2 separate regions of the Homo sapiens genome follow, and region 2 is linked to region 1. A link is a loop called in an ENCODE intact Hi-C map of the cell type or tissue named here. Cell type or tissue: endothelial cell of umbilical vein. All regions are shown on one strand. Links, peaks and the distances in the headings refer to the core of each region. The heading gives the core; the rest is flanking DNA.

The links. A loop is a pair of places that touch in the nucleus more often than their neighbours do. Peaks named below come from ENCODE experiments on the same cell type or tissue, not always from the same donor. Only the 100,000 strongest peaks of a DNase experiment are listed, where the experiment ranks them.
Region 2: a loop joins it to region 1, with 11 times the contacts of the local background. A loop is called at or near these places in 13 of 110 quality-filtered maps.

What each region holds. Positions count from the first base shown.
Region 1 is chr10:95,357,888-95,369,156 of GRCh38, forward strand. It overlaps SORBS1 (sorbin and SH3 domain containing 1), which reads right to left. Exons shown (of 33, transcript NM_001034954.3): 22 at 9,763-9,812. Among named protein-coding and RNA genes, the nearest start is that of PDLIM1, 73 kb to the left of the region's middle. In endothelial cell of umbilical vein, for the core only: a CTCF peak has its summit at 5,629 (motif pointing left); DNase peaks (open chromatin) are centred at 3,444 and 5,584.
Region 2 is chr10:94,625,512-94,636,780 of GRCh38, forward strand. No RefSeq gene overlaps it. Among named protein-coding and RNA genes, the nearest start is that of CYP2C18, 53 kb to the right of the region's middle. RefSeq lists an enhancer at 860-1,361. In endothelial cell of umbilical vein, for the core only: a CTCF peak has its summit at 4,706 (motif pointing right); a DNase peak (open chromatin) is centred at 4,690.

The DNA of each region.
Region 1 (11,269 bases), core at 1,730-9,729:
AACAGCACATTACCTGCTGAGGACAAGAAATACACCTGGTATCCTAATCAAGAACTGTCCTTTCTAAAGAGTGCTCTTATTTAGACAGACATTTCTACAGACAGGCCCATGGAGCCCTGAATGCTCAGGAATCTTGACCAAACAGCAAAGTTCTCTAATTGGAATGGCTACATTTGTGCTTTAAAAGAAAAATTCTGTGGAACGCTGCCTGGGGAAGAAGGGTTGGAGGAAGGATAGGGGAGAACAGGGGGAGGATCACACATAGGGGAGGGCAGGAGGACCCAATGGCTGCACGCAAGATGGTGCAGTCAAGCTCTCTGTCAGACGTGCCTCTGTCACGTAGCCAGGCAGTGTCAGCTACTTCAAGTCCACTACCTGGATTATTTTTCTTGGTTATTCTTCGTAAGCATTTGGAATATAAAATCATCAATGAAAGGGGGAAGCCCAACTGTCTTGGGTCTCCAGAAAAATCAGTGACCAAGTGAAATTGGAACCTGGGATTCTATGGGCTCTTAGTATCACAGCCACATTTGCACTCACTTCTTTCAAAGTTTGTGTTCAGAAGATTATGACCTGACATGTAGTATAAGCATAAACAATTGCTCCTTTATAGCCTCCATTTATTTTTATCTTGTTAACATCGAGGTATTTCTGCAAGTTACCACAAATTCCTTTTGGAATGAGGTGAGGCACAGAAAAAAAAATCAAGGGTACTTACTCACTGAGTCCCTCCCTTCTCCTAATCCCACTTTTCTATGCCTGCCACTAACACACTGTCATTCACACACACACACACAGACACGCACATGCACAGACATGCGCGCGCGCGCGCGCGCACACACACACACACACACACACACATATTTCTCAGTTAAGTGAATGACTCCTATCCCGCAGAACCACATAGGCTTCTGCTGAGCTTCTTTTATTCCTACCCAACTCAGGTTACTGGTATCAAAATAGATTTTTCAGCTCTGAAGACCCATTGCTAGGTGGAATTCCTTCATCCCTCTGTTTCATTGTGAACATCAACTAACATATAGAACAGCTTAAAGAATTACAGAGTGAACACCCATATTCCCCCCACCTAGCTTCTACGGGGGCCACAAACTGTGACTGCTTGATCACACATCTGTCCAGCTATATTTTCCTCTACTCAACCAGCAACGATCAATAATGTGATGCTTTTACATTCCGGGAAACTGGCCTTTCTTTCTGTGCATAATTGCAGCCTCTGAGTCCCCATGGTCACTGGTAATGACAGCAAAAACAACTCTACACACCTCTTGGTGAGGCGTCCTATGTGGCAGGCACCGTGCCTATTGATCATTATCACTTCAATCCTAACATTCCTACTTCTGCCATTTTTTAGATGAGGAAACAAGGCACTGAGAGATTCAGTAATTTGTCAAAGTAGGCAGGTTAGCAGAATGGCAGGGCTGGAACTTGAACTAGGCCATTGAGCACTACACGGATAGTATTCTCTCTCAGCTCCTGTTTTATTTTACTGCTCATTAATTTATTTTTTTGTTGGGACAGGGTCTTACTATGTTGCCCAGGCTGGTCTTGAACTCCTAGCCTCAAGTAATCCTCCCACGTTGCCCTCTAAAAGTGCTGGGATTACAGGCATGAGCCACTGTGCCCAACCTTCAGCTGCTGTTTTATTAATAGATACAACATTTTCCTACAACTGAGGAGGCAGTGGCTTGCACACCACAGGAACCAGAGGGAGCTCAGGGATGCTCCAGCTCCGTATACACCATCACTGCTGAGTGTTACTCACCATGAATACACCCCTAAGATAAGCGGCACCAGACACAGGAGTCAGAAATGGAAAAGAGGTGGGGACTCTGGTAGAATACCGCGACATCTCCACCTTAGAATAATAAAGTCCCCTGAGCAATACTATTGCTTCTGGCACTGGTAATCCCCTCGCAGAGCTGCCACTTACTGAGCCTCACCTTGTACCCACCTGGGGCTAAGGGCTTTATATACCCTATTTCAGGGGACTGCCGAGGGTGGGGGTCAGAGCTCCCCCAGGACCCTCTTAATTCACTCTGGCCTGGATGTGGAGGTCAAATGCTTTTCCTCTTTACTTAGAGGAGATGGAAGAACCTGAGGGTAGCTTGCAAGGCTGTGGCACCATATGCCAATTTAAATAAATGTGAGTTGATCTAAACTGGCTTATAATTTTGAATTTCCTAATTAAAAATAAATATGTCCCTTTTCTAAATTTCCTATTCATTATCCACCCTCTTCCCTTTGGTTGCATTTTCTGATTTTGCCCTTCAGTTTAATGCTATGTTTCCTCTTTTTTGTATAACTTCAACAGCAAAAACATCCATGAATAGATGTCCTTTATCTTTGCTGACCAACAGCTGTGGTGACTGAGGTCTCTTTTGAAGGTATGGTGTCTGAAGCCCCTCCCACCTTGGTTTGGGGCTACCACACCTCCTTAAGCATTGGAGATCAGTAAACTAAATTGGGCTTGAGGCTGCATCCATACTTTGAGTTCCTATTCTTCTGCAACCTAACTATGTAAACAAAGTACAATCTAAGAGTATGCTCTTATAACAAGTAGCTGAGTCTCAGCCAATCACAGCAGCCAAGCTTCAGCCAATCCCAGGCTGCCAACTGATCAGCCCACATCTATATAAATGCCCAAATAGGCAACTGTGGAGCTGCAACCAATCCAGCTGTAGCTGTACTTGCTGTCTTTTGTTGTTTATAAATGCTGCCTGCCCATGTTGCTGGGTGAAGCTCTCTGAACTGCCCCTGGTTCTAAGGGCTGCCTGAACATAAATCCTTCTATGCCTTAAATAAATCTGCTAAATTTAATTTGTCTAAAGTTTTTCTTTTAACAGAGTGACTGACAGCAGCTTCCATTCTGCTGTGCCTGCTATCCTTTGAATTGCCTCAGCTTTGGCCAGAACTTTTTTTTTTTGAGACAGAATCTCATTCTGTCGCCCAGGCTGGAGTGCAGTGGTGCCATCTTGGCTCACTGCAACCTCTGCCTCCCGGGTTCAAGTGATTCTCCTGCCTCAGCCTTCCTAGTAGCTGGGACTACAGGCATGCGCCACCACACCCGGCTAATTTTTGTACTTTTAGTAGAGACAGGGTTTCATCATGTTGGTCAGGCTGATCTCAAACTCCTATCCTCAGGTGATCCACCCACCTTGACCTCCCAAAGTGCTGGGATTACAGAAGTGAATCACCATGCCCAGCCTGTCCAGAACTTCTAAGCCATCTTCCTAAGTTCCTAATAACTTTGTTCTGTCATGACTCTTGACCATAACTGGCTGCCTGACCTCACATCTCTGCTCTACCTCACCAACAGTCAGATCTCACCCCACCCCAACCCCTCAGCCACCTCACTCTCTGGCCTTATTCCACCCATTATCACCGTTTTTTCCTGCTTCCTACCAGAATGATAAACTAGCACTCAGGAAATCTCTCAGAATGGATTTGCCAAGCCAATTGTTTTTTTTCTGATACCAAAGCTAACAAAACATGCTTTTTCCAGATGGGTAACATTTTGAAACTGAGGCACTCCTTGTTTAAAAACAATACCCAAGAGCTCTACAACAATGCTGTGTCGCCCAGGCTGGAGTGCAGTGGAGTGATCTCAGCTCACTGCAACCTCCGCCTCCCACGTTCAAGTGATTCTCCTGCCTCAGCCTCCCAAGTAGCTGGGACTACAGGTGCCTGCCACCAAGCCTGGCTAATTTTTTTTTTTTTTTTGTAGTTTTAGTAGAGACAGGGTTTCATTATGTTGGCCAGGCTGGTCTTGAGCTCCTGACCTCATGATCCTCCCGCCTTGGCCTCCCAAAGTGCTGGGATTACAGGCATGAGCCACCATGCCCAGCCACAACAGTGTTTTTAAGTGTATCATATCCATCAGATCTTCTAATGTTGAAGAGAGACCATTTGTTTCACTGTACAAAAGGGGAAACTGAAGACCAGAATGTCAAAGGCATTTGCCCAAGGTCACAGAGTACTTGCTCTGTCCAAGTGTACCAGAGAGGATGAGAGAAGCAGCCTTATCCCCTCAGCTGGTTGAGAAAGGTCCAATCAGGAATAGCAGCTGAGTACTTAACAAAACAAGTTAAGTTCAGAAGCTCAGCTCTGAGCAGCCTTGATTAACCCAGATTTTGGTTCAGGAAGAGCAAGCAAGAAGAGCTAGCACAGAGAATTCAGCCTCTGGCTAAGATGCAGAGCTGGCTGCTGAGTTTCAAGGGGATTCAACAAAAACACACTCACTGGAAGAGTAAAGTGAGAGAACAGAGCAATCATCCTAGGGCCAACTGTTTCCAATTGTGCTAACGGGCAGGTTCCGGAGGCAGTGGACAGAGTCCTGGAGACTGGGATTCCCACCTGACTCCAACAAGGAATGTGGATCAGTAGAGGCAAACCCACTCTTGTTTAAAAACTTGCGAACAGTCTGTTTCTCTTGGCCTCAATTTCTTTCACTTGCAAAACTAATAGGCATGGGGAGATTGTACAAGAAACCCACCTGCAAATCTGTTATGTACACAGACCCTTCTTTTGAGCTCCAGACACATACATTCAACCGCCTTCTAGACATCCACCTGAATGTTTCTCAGGCATCTTAAACTCAACGTGTCCCAAACCATCTTCCATCACACAACCCAGAAAGCTCAGGAAATCGGTCCCCTTCTCTCTCTCTCCTTGCTCCTTAAGCCTAATCAGTCACCAAGTCCTGCTTCTTCCCTATCTTTGACACAGCTCACATTAATCCCTTTACTCTCCACCTCCCGCCTTATCATTGCTCACCTACAACTGTACAACAAACACGCATTGCTCCCCCAGTCTCCAGCCCTGATGCCCTCCAGTCATCTCTGTCTAGAAAAGATCTCATCATGTCATTCTACTGCTCATTTATTCGGTCAACAAATATTTACTGAGCATCTATTAAGTGTCAATCGCTCTCCTAGGTGAAGATTCAACAGGCAACAGAACGGACAAAAAGTTCCAGCCTCATAAAGCTTACATTCACCATTCAAAATAATTTAGTTATTTCAAGAAGAAGAAGAAGAAAAAAAACCTAACTGTTGTTAACTGTGGCTTTGCAGGAAGGAGTCTAGATAATCCTCTAGAAGTTTCATTTTATAGCCTTTTGTACTGCATGAAAAAAATTATATCTATACTGATATTGTTATTCACATTTTATTTGCACCTCCTCCATAAAGCTTAACCTTTCTTCCTCCACAAAACAATAGGTGCTCACTCCTCCCTCCTGGGCCCCATCATTGCATTTACCCCACTGGACTCTGGTTATTTACAAATCTGTCTCCCCTATTACACCTGGAACCCCTTGAGGGCAGAAAGTTTATCTTCTTAATCCTTGCATATCTGGTGCCTTGCATGGTTGTTCAATAAATATTAATGGAATAAATGATTCTATAAAATTAAATGCCTACATGCATACAGATTTCTGACACATTTGTAAAGTCCCGGAGGACCTCTACTGTTTCATATAGTTCTTCAGGTTATGATCTGTGTTTTGTTCTCAAATCAGATTAAGGGGAAAAAGCGTTTGCTAGTCTACCATCACCATATAGGGAAGAACAGCTTGTTCTTGAGTGCCACCTGCTGGTCAAATAGAGTAAAGCTCTTTGGTTAGGCAAAGAAGGTTAATCAATGCTGAAATACATTGAAATGAAAGTAATGAGTAGTTACCACTACTGATTTATAGATCTGAAATGCTAGGAAAATAAAGTACAAAACTGGACACACACTGTGATGTTAATTATAAAAAATATATATATTGAAGGCAAGGACTTGTAGTTGTATTGGATATTGGGACTATGGGTGAATTCCTCTCTGTTCCCAGTTCTTTTAATATTATCATATGTAATCAGTGTTAGTTAATAAAATTATCAATTGAAGTCTGTCCAATTTATTAAAGTGGACTTAAAACAACACCATCACTTCTCCAGTTGCCACAAAACTGTGAACCTGGGCCACCTGTGACTCCTCCTCCTTCATTCTTTGGGTTAAGGTCAAGTCCTGCCAATGTTTCTGCCTACACATCATTCCTGTCCAACCAGTGAAAGGCACTAGGTTCAACTTACAAGCTGCCTGCCTCAGTGCTAACCAAGTTGGATTTCAGTTGATTAAGATTTACAGATCCATCCATTCATTGAGCAAACATTTACTGTATGCTTTCCTTTGTGTCAGGCACCCCATTTAGGCTGGTTCCTCACCAATTCCAGATATGAAAAAATCTTATTCATTTGGATAAACTGGGGGAAAACCAAGCCCGATTACTGAAAAATCCCCAAATGGTAGACTAGCAGGAGGAAAAAACTCATTTATTCCTGCCAAGTATTTCATGAGAGCTGAAAAACAGAGGCTTTGAAGACCTATTTTCAGTGATATAAATAAGAATTCTTGGTAAATTAACAGATTGAATATCTTCACGCACATTCACAGTGTCTGAAAACAATTTGCTCTTTTAGTCAGCTTACATTAGTACCCTCCAATCCTGCTAACCCAATATCATAAATAGTTGCTTAAATTGTGTGTGTGTGGGGGGGGGTGTTTGCTTTTTGTTTTTCTTGAGACAGAGTCTCGCTCTGTCACTCAGACTGGAGTACAGTGGTGCGATCTTGGCTCACTGCAACCTCCGCTTCCCGGGGAAGCAATCCTCCACCTCAGCCTGCTGAGTAGCTGGGACTACAGACGTGCACCACCAAGCCCAGCTAATTTTTAAAGTATTTTTTGTAAAGAGGAAGTTTTGCCATGTTGCCCAGACTGGTCTTGAACTCTGGCCTCAAGTGATCCCCCAACCTTGGCCTCCCAAAGTGTTGGGATTACAGACGTGAGCCACCACGCCAGGTCTAAATTGTTTTTTAATAGCTTGAAAACATTAAACCTTAGTATATCTTCTGCTAACTTATTACAAAATTTTGAATCAGTATGGGGCAGATGAGAGTTTACTGCCAACCCTAGTCCCTTGGCCTAGAGCTTCACCGTTCCTAATCTGGATATGGCTCTGCCCTGAACCTGCTGAGGAACTATGGCATTACACTGCTTTGATGTGCCTATTTCCTCATCTATAAAATGGGGATTAAAAATAATGCCTCATCTTGGAATGTTCAGAGGATTAAATGAGGTAAGGTAGATAAAATACCAAGCACAGGACCTGGCACGTAGTAAATGCCTGATAAATTGTTAAAATGATGTTATTCGATACCTGTGCTCCTTTATCCTGACTGCCTGTGGTAGCATTTGCCACTTGGCCTTTTCATTTACTAACCTTATGTGTGTGTGTGTGTGTGTGTGTGTGTGTGTGTGTGTGTGTGTGTTTTGTCCCAAAACTATTAAGGGACTATATCTACATTCCTATTAGAATACAGAGCTTAGTGCCTTGGATCCAGTAGAGCTAGGGAATTCACTCTGCCAGCTGTCCCATGAAGCCCTTTCCGTCTTGTGCAGTTTAGGGGGATGGAGGTGAGGAGGTAAACGAGGAGAGCAGGCAGCAGGGTTAACACGGGCAGTCAGGACTGCCAAAGTGACAAGCTGAGAATAAAGAGGTGGCCTGGGGGACCAAGGAGAGCTTGCTCGGAGCTGTGGCCTTGAGGACACCCTTTATCTGCAGGTAGCCTAGGGTCATCTGGTGGGCTTCATCTCTGAAGGCACATCCTAGGACCTAGAGGACCTGTGACTTATTGTCATTTTTAGAGCTGAAGGCCCGGCTCAATTGGAAGCTCTTTAAAAGGGAGTGAGCTGCAAAGCCAGAGTAGGAGACACGGGTTGTGATGCTACACCTGAGCCCTGACACCTGTCATATTGGCGACTGAGTCACCAACCCCACAGTGAATGCAAGAGACTTTACACCAGTCCTTCTCCAAGGTGGGAACTGTCCCCTAAGGCAGTCCTTCTCTAGCTGCTGTCTTAATATGTCTTCTTAATTTCTTCTTATGCTCCTGGGTATATTAATCATGAAACACACATATTTATAGAAGAAAAATTAACATGATGGATCTAGCTAGAGCTTTTGATCACTACCCTAAATAGATTAAATTTTTCCATTTTTCCACCAAAATACCCAAATCCCTGCTGACTTTCAAATGAAACTCTTCCTGTAAAGCACATTCTCCAGCAATGTAGGTAGGATATGTCCCAGAGACCACAATATCTGTCAAAAAAAAACCTTATACACTCAGCAACTCTGCTCATTGTGGATTTATCCAACCCTACTAGCATAGGTAATAGGTGTGTCTTCCCCTCATTGTCATATTTCAAAGAACAAGACACAGATGCGATGGTGACAAAATAAGAAAAGCTCCTACCAGAACAAGCTCCTTTCCTAAATTCACTGGGTGCCCCAGGCACTGTGAAGACTGGGGCCTTGCCCTTGAGGAGTTTATAATACACTAGCAATTATAAAAATACAAGAGTATATGTCAGGTATACAGCAACAGAAGTAAGGACCACAGAGGTACTAACGTGAGCCTGGGTACAGGAAGGCTCCACGAGGGCCTATCTATATAAGCTAAAATGTTTGCTATTTATCACATATAGAACAGGAGGTGAGGGTAGCACTGAACATTTTCAGCTGGGATAACAGCTTCACAGCAAAGTGCTGAGAAAGGCAATCTGCTATAGGATTCAGGATGGTTTGGCAGGGGAAGAGGCTGGTGGCACCCCACAAAGGAGTGGGGTATGCATGCATCATCCAGAGTCCTAAGAACTGACAGAGGAAAACAGATGCCCATCTATGTGAGAATCAGGTAAATTAGCCCCTTCTCGGCACCTCCCTCCCCCCGTCTATTTTTTTTTTTTTTTTAGATGGAGTCTCACTCTGTCACCCGAGCTGGGGTGCAGTGGTGCGATCTCAGCTCACTGCACCTTCCGCCTCCCAGGTTCAAGTGATTCTCCTGCCTCAGCCTCCCAAGTAGCTAGGACCATGCCCAGCTATTTTTTGCATTTTTAGTAAAGACAGGATTTCACCATGTTGGCCAGGCTGGTCTCAAACTCCTTACCTCAGGTGATCTGCTTGCCTCAGCCTCCCAAAGTGCTGGGATTACAGGTGTAAGCCACTGCACCCAGCCCCCTCCCACAATCTTTACACCAGATGTGGCCTGTCTCAGTCACACTCCCCTCCCCATAAGAACCAGCAAATGAGATTTTTTTTCTTTCTTTTTTGGGACACAGTCTGGCTCTTTCACTCAGACTGGAGTGCAGTGGTACAATCTCAGCTCACTGCAGCCTCAGTCTCCTGGGCTCAAGAGATCCTCCTGCCTCAGCCTCCCAAGTAGCTGGAACTATAGATGCATAGCACCATACCCAGCTTTTCCTTTTTTTTTTTTGGGTAGAGACAGGGTCTATGTTGCCCAGGCTGGTCTTGAACTCCTGGGCTCAAGTGATCCTCCTGCCTTAGCCTCCCAAAGTGCTGAGATTACAGGCATAAGCCACCATGCCAGGCAAGAACTTGGATTCTAAACTTAGACAAATAAACTCCCATTCTAAAGGTGAAGATGCTAAAATGGGGAAAACTTTATAAAAGGTAATACAAATCATCACAAAATTAATTTGGAAGAGGAGGACAGAACAGAAGAAAAATAATTTGAAGACTATAATTAGATCACTTTTTATCACCAAACTGTACATCATTCAGAGCCATTAGGCTGATACAAACAAAACACACTCTGGGTCCAAAATATAAACTTCTCTCTTCCCATTTCTGACATTTAACATAGTAAGCAATGTAAACAAAATAAAATGGCAACTTACTATCCAGGAGTCTCTGAAGAAATTTCCGGAGTAGGGCTGATGGCTGAGCTCTGTACATGTCCAAAAAAGAAAAAAAAGAAGAAAAAAATAATGTAGATGATTTATTTTGACTCATATGTTTCAAGCCAAGAGGAAAAAGAGAGAGGTCAATTTCTTTTTCCTAGTTTAGACCAGGACCTCTGGAAGTCAGGGGGGCTGGAAGGAAAAGGTCTTCGGTGCTGGTGGAGGGTGGTGCTCTTTCTCTGGAAGGAGAATGTATGGGCAGGTGGGCTCTCCTACTCCTGGTCTTTTGCCTTCCAGTGGATGCAGCCAAGGCCCTCTGGGTGGGTCAGGAGAAGGCCTCCTGGCTCATACTCATCTTCTGTCACAGGTCACTGGGCAATGGCCCACCGTGGGCCAACATGCTTTAGTGACATGGACAGCACATCCTCCACCAGCTTCTCCACAGCCCTCAGACCCCCCTCTGAGCCCAATGCAGAGCCCTTCATGCACCCCAAATGCCACATCCAGAGAGAGGGTCACCCAACACTTTAGGTCCAGCATGTACAAAAGCATACTTTAAAATACCACACTGTATTTAGATAACTTGTGTATGCCTGCAAATTTAGGAGTGCAGAAATGGGGAGAAATGCAATTTCACCAACTACATTAATGATCACTTCAGCATGAATAAGGGAATGCTTTATAAAATTACCAGGCACCACGCAAAAGGAAGAAAACAACCAAGAGCTACATGCAGAGAAAAAGCAACATAATTCTGTAGTTTAGGGTTTCTGTTGTCTTGGAGAGAAAAATGCAAATGCTTTGATATGCTTGTTTTTAAAAATAAGGGAGTAGTTGAATAAATCAATGCAAAGGTTAATTTTAAAGATACTTCTACCTTAAATAATGGCCTTATCTCTAATAATGACCATTTTAAGAAAAACTAGCTATTTGGAGAAGAGACATTTAAGGAAAGGACAGAAAGAAAAGGAAGAGATTGTGAAAGAGAGAAAAGGAAATGACAGGGAAGGAGAGGCAAACTCACCCACTAGCCCCCTGCCTGCTGAAACCTGTTGGGCTTGTATGCTTTCATTTCTGAGGGCACCTCTGCTCTGGGATGAGGACTGTACCCCACGCCACCCCAATTATTCCTCAGAGAGCACACCCCTCTTACCTTCACATCCATCCTCCAGCCCTTTTGGCTGCACTGTCTTGCCTGCCCATCCTCTCCTTCTTGAGTCTCCTATCTCTGAACACCTGTCCTGTCCAGTCTTCCACCTTGAAAAAACTTTGACCCTGTAGAGTCCTCTGGGAACACTCCCCTCCCTTCCTTCCTCCCACGGCCACATCTTTTCACTCAGTGCTGTACCTCTGCAGGCTCCAGATTCTTTGCCATATACTCTAACTCCCAAGAACTACTCACCCAGCAACCTCCAAAGCCTTTGGAAACATCTTAGTCATCACATCCACTGACCTTCCTGGGAGTCCACCTTTCTGGACATCTGGGAAGATCTCATGCTTTCTC
Region 2 (11,269 bases), core at 1,152-9,151, 730 kb before region 1:
GTCTCCCTCTTAACAAGACATGCTATATTTTTTTCTGCTTGCCCAGCTTTTGTCATCATGAAGTTACACATATTTTCCACCTGTCCTCAAATTGGAATTATGGTCAGAGGACTTTGAAGGTGTATTTGAACCACAACAGTGATAGTAGAGCATCATGCATAAACAAATAAATTTAGTAGTCCAGTTATTTTATTTTATTTTATTGAGCCTGGGTTTTGCTCTGTTGCCCAGGCTGGAGTACAGTGGCATGATCATAGCCTACTGCAGTCTCAACCTCCTGGGCTCAAGTGATCCTTCCCAAGTAGCTGGGACCACAGGCATGTGCCACTATGCCCAACTAGATTTTTTTTTCTTTTTAAGACAAAGTCTTGCTCTGTCACCCAGGCTGGAGTGCAGTGGCACCATCTTGGCACACTGAAACCTCCACTTCCTGGGCAAGTGATCCTCCACCTCAGCCTCCCGAGTAGCTGGGACTATAGGTGTGTGCCACTACACCCAGCTATATTTTTTAAAGTATTTTTTGTAAAGAGGGGGTTTTTCCATGTTGCCCAAGTTGGTCTTAAATTCCTGGGCTTAAGTGATCTGCCTACCTTGGCCTCCCAAAGTGTTAAGATTACAGGAGTGAGCCCCCACACCTTGCCAAACTCTTATTTTTTAAAGAAATCTCTTTTCTCATATCTGATGTTTTGAAATTTAGGTTGGTTGTATTTTGTTGGCAATTTATTTCCATATACTTAGTCTTCTAGAAGTTTCTCAATTTTATGGTCTGTTATTATTCACCTCCTGGATTTTCGATGCTGCCATAGATTAATTTTTATATTTATTTTGTCATTTAAAAGAAGATATTGGGAGGGAGAAGAAGTAAACAAGGGCATTCAGTCAGCTATCTTGATCTCAAAAACATATTTATAAATCAGAATAAAAGTCATTTTTTGACTAAGAAGTTGGAACAAGAATAAAATAAGCAAAATGCCCTAGTAATTATGGAATGTACTAGTTAGCCACTGCCAGGTACAAAACCACCCTCAAAGCTCAGTGGCTTAAAATGCTTATTATTTCTGAGTTTGTGAGTTGGCTGTGGTCAGCTGGTCTAGGCAGGGCTTGAATGATTGGCTCAGCTGGCCTTGGTTAGACTCACATCTGTGGCCAGCTGGTATTCAGTTGATTTAGACTCAATGGGGTTGAGGAGACTGCTGAGAAGGTTTTCTCATCCTTCTGCCACTAAAGAGCTAGCTCAGACACGATCTTCTCATAACAAAGGCAGAGACGCAAAAGTAAGTGAAATTGAATAAGTACTTTTCAAGCCTCTACTTGCATCCCAGCTAATTTCCCATGGCTAAAGAAAGTCACAGGGGCAAGCCCAGAATCATGGTGGGAGGACACTGCAAAGTTACATGGCAAAGTTTATGGGTACAGAGAGAAGTGAGGTGTTTATGCAAACTTCCCTCCAGAATTGTGATTCTCAAATGCAAGGAAATATAAAACCAGTTGGAGATATTTGAAATGGTCTTTGGAAGCAATGTGCATTATTTTGTTAACCCAACCTATTCTTTAATGCTTAATTTAAATATCACCTTTTTCATTAATGTTTCATGATTCTCATAATGGTTAGTATTTTCATCCTTTTCAGATTTGTCACTGAGATATGAAGCAGCATTTTGAATCACATGCAGTTATAATCATCCAAAGGGCAGTAGTTTTGTTTTGTTCTGTTTTCCTCAGCATTTTGTGAGTTATGCTGTTTTTTTTTTGTTTTTGTTTGTTTTTTTTGTCAGAGGCAAGCTTGTAGACAACAAGAAAAACATACTATAGTGATAGTCTAATGATAATTGCTACCATGTATGCATAGTGTATTGAGCTACTCTGTGTACTGTTCAAAGCACATTACTTACGCTAAATCTTTTTAATACAAATTGTTATGAGGTCTTCTGTTAAGCAAAACTTCATGTGAGAGTTCAAGTTAAACAACCAATATGCTTTTCTGCTTCAAAAATTAATGTCTATTAAATAACAGCATAAGTCATTGAACTCTTTTCTAATAGCTGCTTTTATTTTTATGTTAAGGGAATGATATGTAAACCAGAAATAAATTCTAAGTCCCCCCAACCATCTGAATGGACTTCCTTTTCAGCCAGGGCACTCTTAAAACTTAACCTGAAAGACTGGTTCAGGCCATGACGGGAAGTGGGGGTAGGACATGCCTCATTATACCTGTCCAGCATTAACATCAGCACAGACTTTAAGTCTGATAAGAAACATTTTACAACCTATTCCCTTTACTACCTGAAGGCTTCCTTTGCAAATAAGAATTTTGGTCTCCACAATCCTTTATCTTAACCCAGACATTCCTTTCTATTGATCTCAGGTCTTCAGATAAACTCAACCAATTGTCAACCAGAACATTTTTAAATCTACCTATAAGCTGGAAGCTCTGCCCCACTGCCCCCACCACTTTGAGTTGTCCTGCCTTTCTGGACCAAACCAATGTATTTCTTGAAAGTATTTGATTAAAGTCCTATGTCTCCCTAAAATATATAAAACCAAGCTGCACCCTGAACACCTTGGGAACATGTTCTTAGGACATCCTGATGGCTGTCTCACGGGGGCATGTCCCTCATATTTGGCTCAGAATTAATCTCTTCAAATAATTTACAGAGTTTGACTCTTTTCATCACCAGATATGATAAAGATTGTGCCATCTTTTGCCAGATTTTCACTGTTATTAGTTACTGCTTGGTTTTTACTTTGTTCTCTGCAACTTTGTTTTTAGATCTTTTTGCTTTAAAAGAAAATTACCTTGGAGCAATTTTTAGCTGAATAACCTATTAACTGCCTGTTTAGGCCTCCAGCTAAGGCAGTATTCTCCACCAACTGCCCCCACCCCCGCCCCATGCCCAGCACTAATAATCTCATCATTACTGTGCCTGCAAGAATCTCACTTGGGCCTGGATGGGTTTGGACCAAGGCCCAGTTAAATGGCTTCACTGGTGAGCTTGGCTTCTGAGGTGTCCTTCAGACCTTTTGTTTTCCACTGAACAATGAAGGTAAAAATTTTGTTAGTGACTTCAGTCTCTCTCTGCAGCCAGTATAAAAATTTAACTCCAAACATTGAATTATAATGTTTCATTTGGGAACAACCCTTATTTTGGAATTAGCTAACTCAAATGATTTCCTGTTACTGATAGTAGTGGTTCAATTATATACAAACATTTTATTTATTCATTATAACCGTCTCATTTATTTATTTATTTTCTTCAACTTTTAAGTTCCAGGATACATGTACAGGATGTGCAGGTTTGTTACATAGGTAAATGTGTGCTATGGTGATTTGCTACACAGAGCAATCCATCACCTAGGTATTAAGCCCAGCATCCATTAGCTATTCTTCCTAATGCTCCCCTTGCCCCCAACAGGCCCCAGTGTGTGTTGTTATCCCCGTGTGTCTATGTGTTCTCATTGTTCAGCTCCCACTTATAAGTGAGAACATGAGGTGTTTGGTTTTCTGTTCCTGTGTTATTCTGCTGAAGATAACAGCTTCCAGCTTCATCCATGTTCCTGCAGAGGACATGACCTCATTTCTTTCTATGGCTGCATAGTATTCCATGATGTATAGGTACCACATTTTCTTTATCCGATCTATCATTGATGGGCATTTGGGTTGATTCCATGTCTTTGCTATTGTGAAATGTGCTGCAATGAGCATACATGCGTGTGTATCTTTATAGTAGAATGATTTATATTCCTCTGGGTATATACCCAGTAATGGGATTGCTGGGTCAAATATTATTTCTGCTTCTAGATCTTTGAGGAATCACCAGACTGTCTTCCACAATGGTTGAACTAATTTACACTCCCACCAACAGTGTAAAAGTGTTCTTTTTTCTCTGCAACCTCACCAGCATCTGTTGTTTTTTGACTTTTTAGTAACTGCCATTCTGACTGGTGTGAGGTGCTATCTCATTGTGGTTTTGATATGCATTTCTCTAATGATCGGTGATGCTGAGCTTTTTTTCATATGTTTGTTGGCCACATGAATGTCTTCTTTTGAGAAGTGTCTGTTCATGTCCTTTGCCCACTTTTTAATGGGGTTGTTTATTTTTTTCTTGTAAATTTGTTTAAATCTTTTGTAGACTCTGGATATTAGACTTATGTTAGATGGATAGATAGCAAAATTTTCTCCCATTCTGTAGGTTGTCTGTTCACTCTGATGATAGTTTCTTTTGCTGTGCAGAAGCTCCTTAATTTAGTTAGGTCCCATTTGTCAGTTTTTGTCTTTGTTGAAATTGCTTTTGGTATTTTCTTCATAAAGTATTTGCCTGTGCCAATGACCTAGATTTTCTTCTAGAATTTTTATAGTTTTGGGTTTTACATTTAAATCTTTAAGTGATCTTCAGTTAATTTTTGTGTAAAGTGTAAGAAAGGGGTCCAGTTTCAATTTTCTGCATATGATTAGCCAGTTGTCCCAGTACCATTTATTAGTGAATCCTGTCTCCATTGCTTGTTTTTGTCAGGTTCGTCGAAGATCAGATCATAACTATCTCATTTAATAGGCAACACTTTTCTTTCCCTCAAGTAAGTTGACATGAAATCATAGGAGGTCCTCTACTTGCAAGCTGGAGAACAATCTCAAAATTTAGTAATACTGTATCCTGAAAACAGTTATATGTGGCAATATACTAAATTACCACGAGGTGGCATAATTTCCTCATTAAAACTGACTTTCAGGGTTCTAAATTGGATTTCCTCTAGTCTTTTGACTTTACAGGGCAAGATTTCAATTTTATTTATTTTGTTACTCCTGTGGAAAAGAGAAAGAACAACAATTTACTAACTTCTGTACCTGTAACAGCAAGGGAAAATATTAAATTCTTCTATTACATATACATTTTAAATTTTATATATTTAAGGTGTACAACATAATGTTTTCATATACATGTTCATAGTGAAATGATTTCCGCCAAGCAAATTAACAGATTCATCTCACATGGTTACTTTTTTTTTGGACAAGGTCTAGCTCTGTCTCAGGCTGGAGTGCAGTGGCCTGATCATGGTTCATGGCAACTTCTTATCTCCTGGGCTCAAGTGATCCTCCCACCTCAGCCTACCAAGTAGTTAGAACTACAAGCATGTCTATGCTTGCTATTTTTTTAAAATTTATTTTTTGTACAGATGAGGGTCTCACTAGGTTGCCAGGCTGGTCTCGAACTCATGGACTCAAGCAATCCTCCTGCCTCAGCCTCCCAAAGTACTGGAATTAGAGGAGTGAACCACTACACCTAGCCAGTTACATTTGTTTGTATGTGGTAAAGTACCTAAAAGCTACTCTTTTTGCTAATTTCTGGTATACAATACAATATGTATTATTAACTGTATTCCTCATGCTGTGCTTTATATCTCTAGGGCTATTTATCTTACATAACTGAAATTCTGTACTTTTTGACCTCCATTTCTCCATCTCCCTCTCGCTCACCTTTGGCAGCCACCTTTCTACTATTTCTATGTATTCGAGTTTTTTTTTTTTAAGTTTCCATGTATAAGTGAAATCGTGCAGTATTTTCTATCTGTGTCTGATTTATTTCATTCACTATTCACTTAGCATAATGTCCTCTAGGTTTATCCATGTTGTGGCAAATGGCAGGATTTCCTTCTTTTTAAATAATTTGTTTTTATTATGTATTATTTTTAATTGTATTATTTTAGTATATTTTTATTTACAAATATATATTATGTTGATATTATAAACATAATATATAGTAAATATATATTTATGATATATATAATAGAATAATGTATATAAGAAAATATATAATATATAAATATATTTATTCATACATAAATATTTATATTTAGTATATTAGTATTATTATTTTTTATGAATTTCCTTCTTTGTTAAGGTTGAATAATATACATCCATATTGTGGCTATTGTGATTAATGCTGTGATGAGCATGGGTGCACTTTGGCTCTGTGTCCCCACCCAAATCTCATGTCAAATTGTAATCTCCAGTGTTGGAGGAGGGGCCTGGTGGGTGGTGATTAAATCATGGAGGCTGACTTCGCCCTTGCTGTTCTTATTTGGTGAGTGAGTTCTCATGAGATCTCATTGTCGTAAAAGTGTGGAGCACCTCCCCCATCTCTTTTTCTGTCTCCTGCTCCACAGTGTGAAGATGTGCTTGCTTCCCCTTCTGCTGTGATTGTGTTTCCTGAGGCCTCCCAGCCAAGCTTCCTGTACAGCCTGCGGAACTATGAGTTAACTTAACCTCTTTTCTTCATAAATTACCCAGTCTCAGGTAGTTCTTTTTTTTTTTTTTTTTTTTTTTGAGATAGAGTCTCACTGTGTCACCCAGGCTGGAATGCAGTGGTGCAATCTCGGCTCACTGCAACCTCTGACTACCAGGTTCAAGTGATTCTCCTGCCTCAGCCTCCCAAGTAGCTGGGACTACCAGTGCCCGCCACCATGCCTGGCTAATTTTTGTATTTTTAGTAGAGATGAGGTTTCACTATGTTGGCCCTGGTGGTCTTGAACTCCTGACCTTGTAATACGCCTGCCTCGGCCTCCCAAAGTGCTGGGATTACAGGCGTGAGCCACCACACCTGGCCTCAGGTAGTTCTTTATGGCAATGTGAGGACAGACTAACATAGAAAATTGATACCAGAGAAGTGGGGCATTGCTACAAAGATACCTGAAAATGTGGAAGCAGCTTCAGAAGTGGGTAATGAACAGAATTTGGAACAGTTTGGCAGGCTTAGAAGAAGGCAGGAAGATGAAGGAAAGTTTGGACCATTCTAGAGACTTGTTGAATGGTTGTGACCAAAATGCTGATAGTGATATGGAAAATGAAGTTCAGGCTGAGGAGGTCTCAGCTGGAGATGAGGAACTTATTAGGAGCTGGAGATAAGAAGATTCTAAGCAGGAAAGCATTCAAGAAGGGACCTGGCTGCTTCTAACAGCATACACTCATATGCATGCCCAAAGAGATTATCTGAAACTGGAATATATATATATGTGTGTGTATATATATGTGTGTGTGTGTGTGTATATGTGTGTGTCTGTGTGTGTGTATATATGACACACACATATACACACACACACACACACATATATATATACATATATATATTTTTTGAGATGGAGTCTCTCTCTGTCAACCAGGCTGGAGTGCAGTGGTGCCATCTTGGCTCACTGCAACCTCCACCTCCCTGGTTCAAACAATTCCCCTGCCTCAGCCTCCTGAGTAGCTGGGATTACAGGTGTAGGCCACCACTTCTGGCTTATTTTTTTTATAATTTTAGTAGAGACAGGGTTTCACCATGTTGGCCAGACTGTTCTCAAACTCCTGACCTTAGGCAATCTGCCCACCTTGGCCTCCCATTGTGCTGGGCTTATAGGTGTGAGCCACCACACCCAGACTGGAACTCATATTTAAAAAGGAAGCAGAGCATAGATGTTCGGAAAATTTGCAGCCTGATCATATGGTAGAAATTTCTGGGGAGGAATTCAAGCCTGTTGCAGAAACTTGCATAAGTAAAGAGGAGCCAAATGATAATAGCCAAGACAATGGGGAAAATGCCTCCAAGGCATTTCAGAGACCTTCACAGCAGCCCCTCCCATTACAGGCCTAGAGGTCTAGGAGGGAAAAATGATTTTGTAGACCAGGGCTTCACTGCTCTGTGCAGCTTTGGGACATCTCAGGACAGTGCCATGCATCTTGGTGACTCCAGCTCCAGCTGTGGCTAAAAGGGGCCAAAGTACAGCTCAGGCCATTGCTTCAGAGGGTGCAAGTCCCAAACCTTGGCAGCCTCCATGTGGTGTTAAGTCTGTGGGTTGGCTGAGGGCAAGAATTGAAGCTTGGGAGCCTCTGCCTGGATTTCAGAGGATGTATGGAAATGCCTGGATTTCCAGGCAGAAGTCTGCTGCAGGGGTGGAGTCTTCATGGGGAACCTCTACTAGGGAAGGGTGGAGGGGAAATGTGGGGTTGGAGCCTTCACAAAGAGTTTCCACTGGGGCTGCCTAGTGGAGCTGTGAGAAAAGGGCCTCTGTTCTCCAGACCCCAGAATGGTAGATCCACTGACAGCTTGCCCCATGCACCTGGAAAAGCTGCAGGCACTCAGTGCCAGCCATGAAAGCAGCCAAGGGGGCTGTACCATGCAAAGCTACAGAGGCAGAGCTGCCTAGGGCCTTGGGAGCCCACCCCCTGTGTCAGTGTGGCCTGGATGTGAGACATGGAGTCAAAGGAGATTATTTTGGAGCTTTAAGATTTAATGACTGCCCTGCTGGGTTTTGGACTTGCATGGGACCTGTAGCCCCTTTGTTTTGGCTGATTTCTCCCTTTTGGAATGGGAGCATTTATCCAGTGCCTGTATCCCCATTATGTCTTGGAAGTAACTAATTTGTTTTTGATTTTACAGGCTCATAGGTGGAAGGGACTTGCCTTGTCTCAGATGATGCTTTGGACTTGGACCTTTGAGTTAATGCTGGAATGAGTTAACATTTTGGGGGACTGTTGGGAAGGCATGATTGTGTTTTGAAATGTGAGAAGGACATGAGATTTGGGAGGGGCTAGAGGCAGAATGAAATTATTTGGCTCTGTGGCCCCACCCAAATCTCATGTTGAATTGTAATCTACAGTGTTGCAGGAGGGGTCTGGTGGGAGGTGATTGAATCTTGGGGGCAGCCTTACTGCATGCTGTTCTCATGATAGTGAGTGAGTTCTCATGAGATCTGGTTGTTGCAAAAGTGTGTAGCACTTCCTCCAGCTGTTGCTTTATCTCCTGCTCTACCATGTGAAAATGTGCCTGCTTCCCCTTCCACCATGATTGTAAGTTTTCTTATTTATTTATTTATTTATTATACTTTAAGTTCTAAGGTACATGTGCACAACATGCAGGTTTGTTACATAGGTATACATATGCCATGTTGGTTTGCTGCACCCATTAACTTGTCATTTACATTAAGGTATTTCTCCTAATGCTATCCTTCCCCCTGCTTTCCATGCCAAGACAGGCCCAAGGATGTGATGTTTCCCACCCTATGTCCAAGTGTTCTCATTGTTCAATTCCCACCTATGAGTGAGAACATGCAGTGTTTGGTTTTCTGTCCTTGTGATAGTTTGCTCAGAATGATAGTTTCCAGCTTCATCCATGTCCTTGCAAAGGACATGAACTCATCCTTTTTTATGGCTGCATAGTATTCTATGGTGTATATGTACCACATTATCTTAATCCAGTCTATCATTGATGGACATGTGGGTTGATTCCAAGTCTTTGCTATTGTGATTAGAGCTGCAATAAACATACGTGTGCATGTGTCTTTATAGAAGCAAGATTTATAATCCTTTGGGTATATACCCAGTAATGGGATTGCTGGGTCAAATGATATTTCTAGCTCTAGATCCTTGAGGAATCGCCACACTGTCTTCCACAATGATTGAACTAGTTTACAGTCCCACCAACAGTATAAAAGTGTTCCTATTTCTCCACATCCTCTCCAGCATCTGTTGTTTCCTGACTTTTTAATGATCGCCATTCTAACTGGTGTGAGATGGCATCTCATTGTGGTTTTGATTTGCATTTCTCTAATGACCAGTGATGATGAGCATTTTTTCATGTGTCTGTTGGCTGCATAAATGTCTTCTTTTGAGAAGTGTCTGTTCATATCCTTTGCCCACTTTTGATGAGGTTGTTTGATTTTTTCTTGTAAATTTGTTTAAGTTCTTCGTAGATTTTGGATATTAGCCCTTTGTCAGATAGGTAGATTGCAAACATTTTCTCCCATTTTGTAGGTTGCCTGTTCACTCTGATGGTAGTTTCTTTTGCTATGCAGAAGTCGTTTAGTTTAGTTAGATCCCATTTGTCAATTTTGGCTTTTGTTGCCATTGCTTTAGTTGTTTTAGTCATGAAGTCATTGCCCATGCCTGTATCCTGAATGGTATTGCCTAGGTCCTCTTCTAGGCTTTTACTGGTTTTAGGTCTAACATTTAAGTCTTTAATCCATCCTGAATTAATTTATGTATAAGGTATAAGGAAGGGATCCAATTTCAGCTTTCTCCATATGGCTAACCAGTTTTACCAGCACCATTTATTAAATAAGGAGTCCTTTCCCTATTTCTTGTTTTTATCAGGTTTGTCAAAGATCAGATGGTTGTAGATGTGTGGTGTTATTTTTGGCCTATGTTCTGTTCCGTTGGTCTATATATCTGTTTTGGTACCAGTACCATGATGTTTTGCTACCAGTACCATGATGTTTTGGTTACTGTAGCCTTGTAATATACTTTGAAGTCAGGTAGAATGATGCCTCCAGCTTTGTTCTTTTGGCTTAGGATTGTCTTGGCAATGTGGGCTCTTTTTTGGTTCCATATGAACTTTAAAATAGTTTTTTCCAATTCTGTGAAGAAAGTCATTGGTAGCTTGATGGGGATGACATTGAATCTATAAATTACCTTGGGCAGTATGGCCATTTTAATGATATTGATTCTTCCTATCCATGAGCATGGAATTTTCTTCCATTTGTTTGTGTCCTCTTTTATATCATTGAGCAGTGGTTTGTAGTTCTCCTTGAGGAGGTCCTTCACATCCCTTGTAAGTTGGATTCCTAGGTATTTTATTCTCTTTGAAGCAATTGTGAATGGGAGTTCACTCATGATTTGGCTCTCTATTGGTGTATAGGAATGCTTGTGATTTTTGCACATTGATTTTGTATCCTGAGACTTTGCTGAAGTTACTTATCAGCTTAAGGAGATTTTGGGCGGAGATGATGGGGTTTCCTAAATATTCAATCATGTCATCTGCAAACAGGGACAATTTGACTTCCTCTTTTCCTAATTGAATACCCTGTATTTATTTCTCTTGCCTGATTGCCCTGGCCAGAACTTCCAACACTATGTTGAATAGGGGTGGTGAGAGACAGCATCCCTGCCTTGTGCTGGTTTTCAAGGGGAATGCTTCCAGTTTTTGCACATTCAGTATGGTATTGGCTGTGGGTTTGTCATAAATAGCTCTTATTATTTTGAGATACATTCCATCAATACCTAGTTTATCGAGAGTTTTTAGCATGAAGAACTGTTGAATTTTGTCAAAGGCCTTTTCTGCATCTTTTGAGATAACTGTGGTTTTTGTCGATGGTTCTGTTTATGGGATGGATTATGTTTATTGATTTGCATATGTTGAACCAGCCTTGCATCCCAGGAATGATGCTGACTTGATCCTGGTTGATAAGCTTTTTGATGTGCTGCTGAATTCAGTTTGCCAGTATTTTATTGAGGATTTTTGCA